2 separate regions of the Homo sapiens genome follow, and region 1 is linked to region 2. A link is a loop called in an ENCODE intact Hi-C map of the cell type or tissue named here. Cell type or tissue: gastrocnemius medialis. All regions are shown on one strand. Each heading gives the region's core, and the rest is flanking DNA. Links, peaks and the distances in the headings are about the cores only.

Region 1 (2,906 bases), core at 284-2,783, 590 kb before region 2:
GAATTCCCCTCCAAAGCTGACCCCCTGCTGCATAGTTTTGTCTGTGTGTTGGTTTGGGCAAAGCACTAAAACCAAAATTTTCACTGCAGCTCCTTTGCTGTCTTACAAAAAGGTCTTGAGGCAATTTGCAGGATCCTTACATTCACTGTAAGCACAATTTGAAAGCCACCGACATAAATCGACCACAGTATTTGACAGATGCACACACTTATTTGTTAACTTCAGCAAACATCTGCTGAATGCTTCATATACTGGTTATCTACTAGGTAACTCAGTGTTGTACACTACATGGCTTATAGCACAAACATTTGTACCCGGGGCCCTTGCCCTCTTATGTGGTGCCATTTCCACTCCCTATGTCTCCTCCACGCCTCTGAAATCCAGGGTACCTTCTTAAGCCGCTTCAAACTGTTCAACATAAAGGAAAAAGTTCCAGGAAAGACTCCTCATCTATTTGCCAAGAGGATTAAGATCTGGACAAGACAGGAGCCAGATAATGTGTTGATGAATATTGTCTTTCCTTCACAACAAGGAGAAGGTAAAAAAAAGAAGGTTTCCTACCATTCTTCACCTCCAAAATGGAGATCAGATCCCCATGATTGGCACCAGGAAAGAATCAAAGTAATATTTTTTGCTTTCGAAGGAAAGATAAACCAGAAAGCAGTAATGTTAAATGTTCACTCTCTTAGACTTTAACTTTCTCCAACCAGGACAAATGTATTTTCCAGTGCATGGTAAGTTTCAGTAAGGCATTCTCACCTATTAAATTGATAATTGGGATGCCAGGGATGCACTTGGCAGACAGATACATTGTCACCTTGGAGGACCTTTTCATTGCACAAAACCCTCTCTATAATAAACCCGAAAAGTGATTGTGCCATTGTTGAACAAAATTTGTTCACAGAAAATTCTCTAGTAAATTAAGCCAAAAGGTCCCTCTCTGCAATTTTTGTCATTCAAAATTGGTTTCACAAAAACTGTCTAGTAAATTAAGCCAAAAAGTCCCTCTGTGTAATATTTCTCATTCTGAATTTTGCCTTTGGGAAGAGCATATTACAAGTTTAATCCCTCTTTACTTTGACAGTTCTTCAAGGATTTAAAAACCACAAGCATATTACCCACCATAAGCCTTTTCTTGTCAAAATTAGAAAAGATCTAGCTTTTATTTTTAGATTATAAAATCAATATAAGTTCTTATAAAAATAAGTTTAAAATCAAAATATTAATATGAAAACTTTAAAAATTACCATTATCCAGAAAATAACCATTGCTAATATTTTGTTGTATATTTCTTTAAACTAATTTTTATGCCTAAATATAATCTGCATGTTTAAAAATGGGTTCATGCTATATATAGTGTTTCAAACTTTAGAAGTTCACATAATATATAATGAACATTTCTCCTTATCAAAAGTAGATAGACCTCCAGTTCTAGAAAAAGATAACCCAGATTTGCTTTTCCTTCACCTAAGTACAACTAAATACACTGGAAATTATTCAACAGGTAACAATAAAGGGACTGTGGGAACTGGAAAGAAGGCAGACTTGTTAGAGATCTTAGGACCTGAGGAACATCGATGTTGTAAGGTTTCTGGTTATTGTCTTACCGCCCACATGCCCCAGACTAGGCTCTGGAGAGATCTGCAACCCCAAACCACCAAAAAGCATAGACAAAAACAAGCAAGCAAAATATGAAGCAAACAAAAAAAGCCTAGTCTCTAGGGCTAAAGGACTGGGAAGTCAGGGAAGCTCAACTTCTGCTCCACAACCAGCAGGTGGTCTCACTCACCTGCCCCAGAGCAGCAAACCTCCTGCACAATTAGGGCACTGGTGGGCAGCCTGCTCTGCTGACAGTGGCAGCAGCAGTGAAACCCAGTGTCTCCCTGCTCTCCACCCAGTGACATGAGTCTCAGGCTTGGTGTCTCCTGACCCTGTCCTTCTATAGAAAGTGGACCAGTGACACCAGGCAACCCAGGGAAGTGCCTTCCACTCTTGTAGTTGTCATCAGTGGGGACTGTGAAGTTCCAGCTGCACCAGAAAAACACAGCACCCCAGAAGAGCATTGCCAGGGCTCTGAACACTACTATCATTGGAATTAAAGCTCACAGAATGAGCCTAGAACCTGTGATAAACCTAAACAAAGCCACTGCTTGCTAAAATCAAAGATTTAAATAGGATCAAGAGCCTCCTAACATAATGAAGTGTTCAAGATAAAATAAAAATCTGTTGTGCCAGGAACCAGGAATACCACAATTTGAATTAGAAAAGACAGTCAATTGATAGCTATACGGAGATCAGATGTTAAAATTATCTGCTAAAAGTACCCACTGTAAAAAGGTTTCAACAATCAATTACAAATTATCCTGGGAAAAAGGAAAAAATGTAGCAAATCTCAGAAAAGAAATAGAAATTATAAAAAGGAATAAAATGAAAATTACAGAACTAAAAACTTTCAAAATTTAAACTTGCTGAATGGACTTAATAGAGTGAAGATAATAAAAGTTAGAATTAGTGAACTCAAATCAGAGAGATTAATAGAATTTACTCAATCTGAACAGAGAAAATAGACTGGAAATAAAAAATGAACAGAGCTTCGGAGATCTGCGGGACAATAACAAAAGATCCCAGAAGGAGAAGAGAAGAGAAAGGCTATAAAATGGAAAAGATTAAGAAAAAAAGAAAGGCTAAAAATTTCCCAAAAGAAGCAAAGGCATAACCTACAGGTTCAAGAAGCCAGATGAATCCCAAACAAATTAAAACTAAAGAAATTTATACCAAGACACAACATAAACTTCTGAAAACTAAAGAAAAAAATCTTAAAAACAGCCAGAGAGAAAAGACATATTATACAGAATTTAATTCAGATGACAGCAGATTTATCATCTAAAATCACGGAGTTAAGAGGG
Region 2 (2,906 bases), core at 195-2,694:
AAAGGTTCTCCACGTCCCCATCAGATTAGTTAGATACAGAGTGTCGACTGGTGCACTCACAAACCTTGAGCTAAACACAGGGTGCTGATTGGCGTATTTACAATCCCTGAGCTAGACATAAAGACTCTCCACATCCCCACCAGAGCAGCTAGATACAGAGTGTCGATTGGTGCACTCACAAACCCTGAGCTAGACACAGGGTGCTGATTGGTGTTTTTACAATCCCTGAGCTAGGTATAAAGACTCTCCACGTCCCCACCAGACTCAGGAGCCCAGCTGGCTTCACCTAGTGGATCCCGCACCGGGGCTGCAGGTGGAGCTGCCTGCCAGTCCCGCGCGGTGCGCTCGCATTCCTCAGCCCTCGGGTGGTCAGTGGGACTGGGCGTCGTGGAGCAGAGGGTGGTGCTCGTCGGGGAGGCTCGGGCCGCACAGGAGCCCATGGAGTGGGTGGGAGGCTCAGGCATGGTGGGCTGCAGGTCCCGAGCCTTGCCCCACGGGAAGGCAGCTAAGGCCCGGCGAGAAATCGAGCGCAGCGCCGGTGGGCCGGCACGGCTGGGGGACCGAGTACACCCTCCGCAGCCACTGGCCTGGGTGCTAAGTCCCTCATTGCCCGGGGCCAGCAGAGCTGGCTGGCTGCTCCGAGTGCGGGGCCCGCCAAGCCCACGCCCACCCGGAACTCCAGCTGGCCTGCAAGTGCCGCACGCAGCCCAGGTTCCCGCTTGCGCCTCTCCCTCCACACCTCCCTGCAAGCTGAGGGAGTGGGCTCCAGCCTTGGCCAGCCCAGAAAGGGGCTCCCACAGTGCAGGGGGTGCTGAAGGGCTCCTCAAATGCCGCCAAAGTGAGAGCCCAGGCAGGGGAGGTGCTGAGAGCAAGCGAGGGCTCTGAGGGCTGCCAGCACGCTGTCACCTCTCACCTGCACCTGTGGAGGCAGGAAGCGGAGCTAGAGAGGAACAGAACCTGGGTTTTCCGAGGGAGCCTCGTTCAGGTGGGGGCGCCAGGGGCTCTGACGGCATCTGTGGGATGCCTGGGGAAGACACCAGCAGGCATGGAGATGGGAACAGCAGAGCCAGAGATGGCCGGAATTGATTCTTGAAGACCACCAGGTGCTCAGCGGGCAGATGGAGGTGATGGAGGAGGAAGAAAGGGACCATGCCCTAGAGGCGGAGCTGGCCTCCTCCACCTGAGGCCGAGAGCAGCTGGGGCTGGTTGCAGTGAGGGGACTCAAGAAGGTTCGAGTGGCCAGCAGGGGCAGGTCACAGAGGGCCCCAGACCCAAACCAGGGCGCTTGGACATTAAGGTGAAGGTCACCGAGAACAGCCGGTGATGCCAGGGGGGCCTTGTGGCTCAGAAGGGTCCCTACAGTTGCCCCTCCCAGGTGGGAGGAAGGAGAGGCTGGACTGCAGAGCAGGACCCCCTGTGCGTCCCCGCACAAGGGCTGGAAGTAGGGATGAAGGAGGCTGGGGACGGGGCAGCCTGTCCCCTCGCGTCCCCTGCTCTTGGAGGGCAGTGAGGCTGCCTCTCCCTGCAGCCTCTGCCCCTCTCTTCCCCGTCCGTCTCCCTTCCTGCGGAAGCCACGTGGCTCCACATCTCCTGGGGTGTGGGGGGCTTTGTTGTGGGCTCCAAGGGGGAGAGACCCACCCGGGCAAGGGAAGAGCCCGGAACCTTCCCTGGGTTGGGTTTAGGTGTTGGGTGCCGGGCAGGCTGTTTGTGGAAATCTGCTGCCCTCTGCAGGATGGTTCTAGAACCACATTCGCTCAGGGGCCCTCAGTCTAGGCTTCAGAGAGTGGGAGCTGATCCCAAACACCGCACAGGCCCCAGTGCCACCCTTTGATCATGACAGCTGCCGAGCCCACCTGACATGCACCTCAGGGACCTCACTTGTCCCTGCCCAGCCTGGTGAGAAGCTGTCAGTATCTATTTGTAGTTAAGGCTTGGAGATAGAGAATGTGCTCCACAACACCAGCTGGTAAGAGACAGAGCCAATGTTCAAATCCAGTCTGTCCAGCCATGCCCGGCACCCACCCGCTGGCCCACGTGCCTTCCTGACCGCCCATCCTCATCGCCAGGGCTTGGCCGTCTGAGTAGGGGTTGAAGTTTGCCCAGATCCAGGATTTTCACGACCCTGTCCCTCTACCTCTGGCTGTTTTCTCCCTGGCACTCATGTGACGTTTGTCCTCTTACTGTTTGCTTCTCTAGGGCCCGCCCCCAACCCCTACCCCAGCTAGAATACCAACTCCAAGGGGCCAGGGCCCTTATCCTCCTGGTTCACTGCGCGGGTCCAGCTCCTGGAGCAGGACCAGCCCACAGGAGGGGCTGGAGACCTGGTTCAAGGAAAACGTCCTCTCCCATAACTGTCTGGTTCCAGCAGTGTCTCCCCCATGAGACTATGAGCTCCTGGGGGTTCTAGTCCCTGCTGGGCCTTCCTGCTGGGGTTTAGTCTCCCCGCACAGCAAGCTGCGGCTTTCCAGAAGCCCTGGCCAATGGGGCTCCAAGAGGGCAGCTCGCTTGTCTTGCAGTCTCTGGAGTGGGAGGTGCTGGGCCCGGTGCTCACCGGGCCTGCCCTCCAGGCCGGGCAAGCTCTGTCCTTAGTCTGCCTCAACCCATCCAGCTGCCCTCTGACTCAACCCTCTCCACCCATTCCCCAGCCAAGGACTTTGAATGCTGTCTCTTCCAGGTCGCCCTTAGGGTTACAAACCTTTTCCTTTTCCACTGTGCACACTCTCACTTAAAAACCGCATGAACCCAAGAAGCGGCCTCCTTCCTTTGCAGGTGAAGATGCAAGGTGATCACCCAGCTGAACATGGGGAGGGACCACATGGGGGCAATGCGCTGACTCGGGAGGCCCCTTTACAGCCCCCCAACGCCCCGAGGGCCACCACAGTGCCTGTGGTTAACGGGGCCCGTGT

The links. Peaks named below come from ENCODE experiments on the same cell type or tissue, not always from the same donor. Only the 100,000 strongest peaks of a DNase experiment are listed, where the experiment ranks them.
Region 1: it touches region 2 in a loop (10-fold over the local background); 10 of 110 quality-filtered maps call a loop at or near these places.

Annotation. Positions count from the first base shown.
Region 1 is chr15:93,616,563-93,619,468 of GRCh38, reverse strand. The region is part of intron 5 of LOC107983974 (a long non-coding RNA gene); the gene reads right to left. Among named protein-coding and RNA genes, the nearest start is that of LINC02207, 240 kb to the left of the region's middle. In gastrocnemius medialis, for the core only: a CTCF peak has its summit at 1,770; no DNase peak of the experiment used is centred there.
Region 2 is chr15:93,029,652-93,032,557 of GRCh38, reverse strand. No RefSeq gene overlaps it. Among named protein-coding and RNA genes, the nearest start is that of RGMA, 58 kb to the left of the region's middle. RefSeq lists an enhancer at 63-567. In gastrocnemius medialis, for the core only: CTCF peaks have their summits at 1,531 and 1,735 (motif pointing left); DNase peaks (open chromatin) are centred at 1,747 and 2,607; H3K27ac peaks cover 1,649 bases.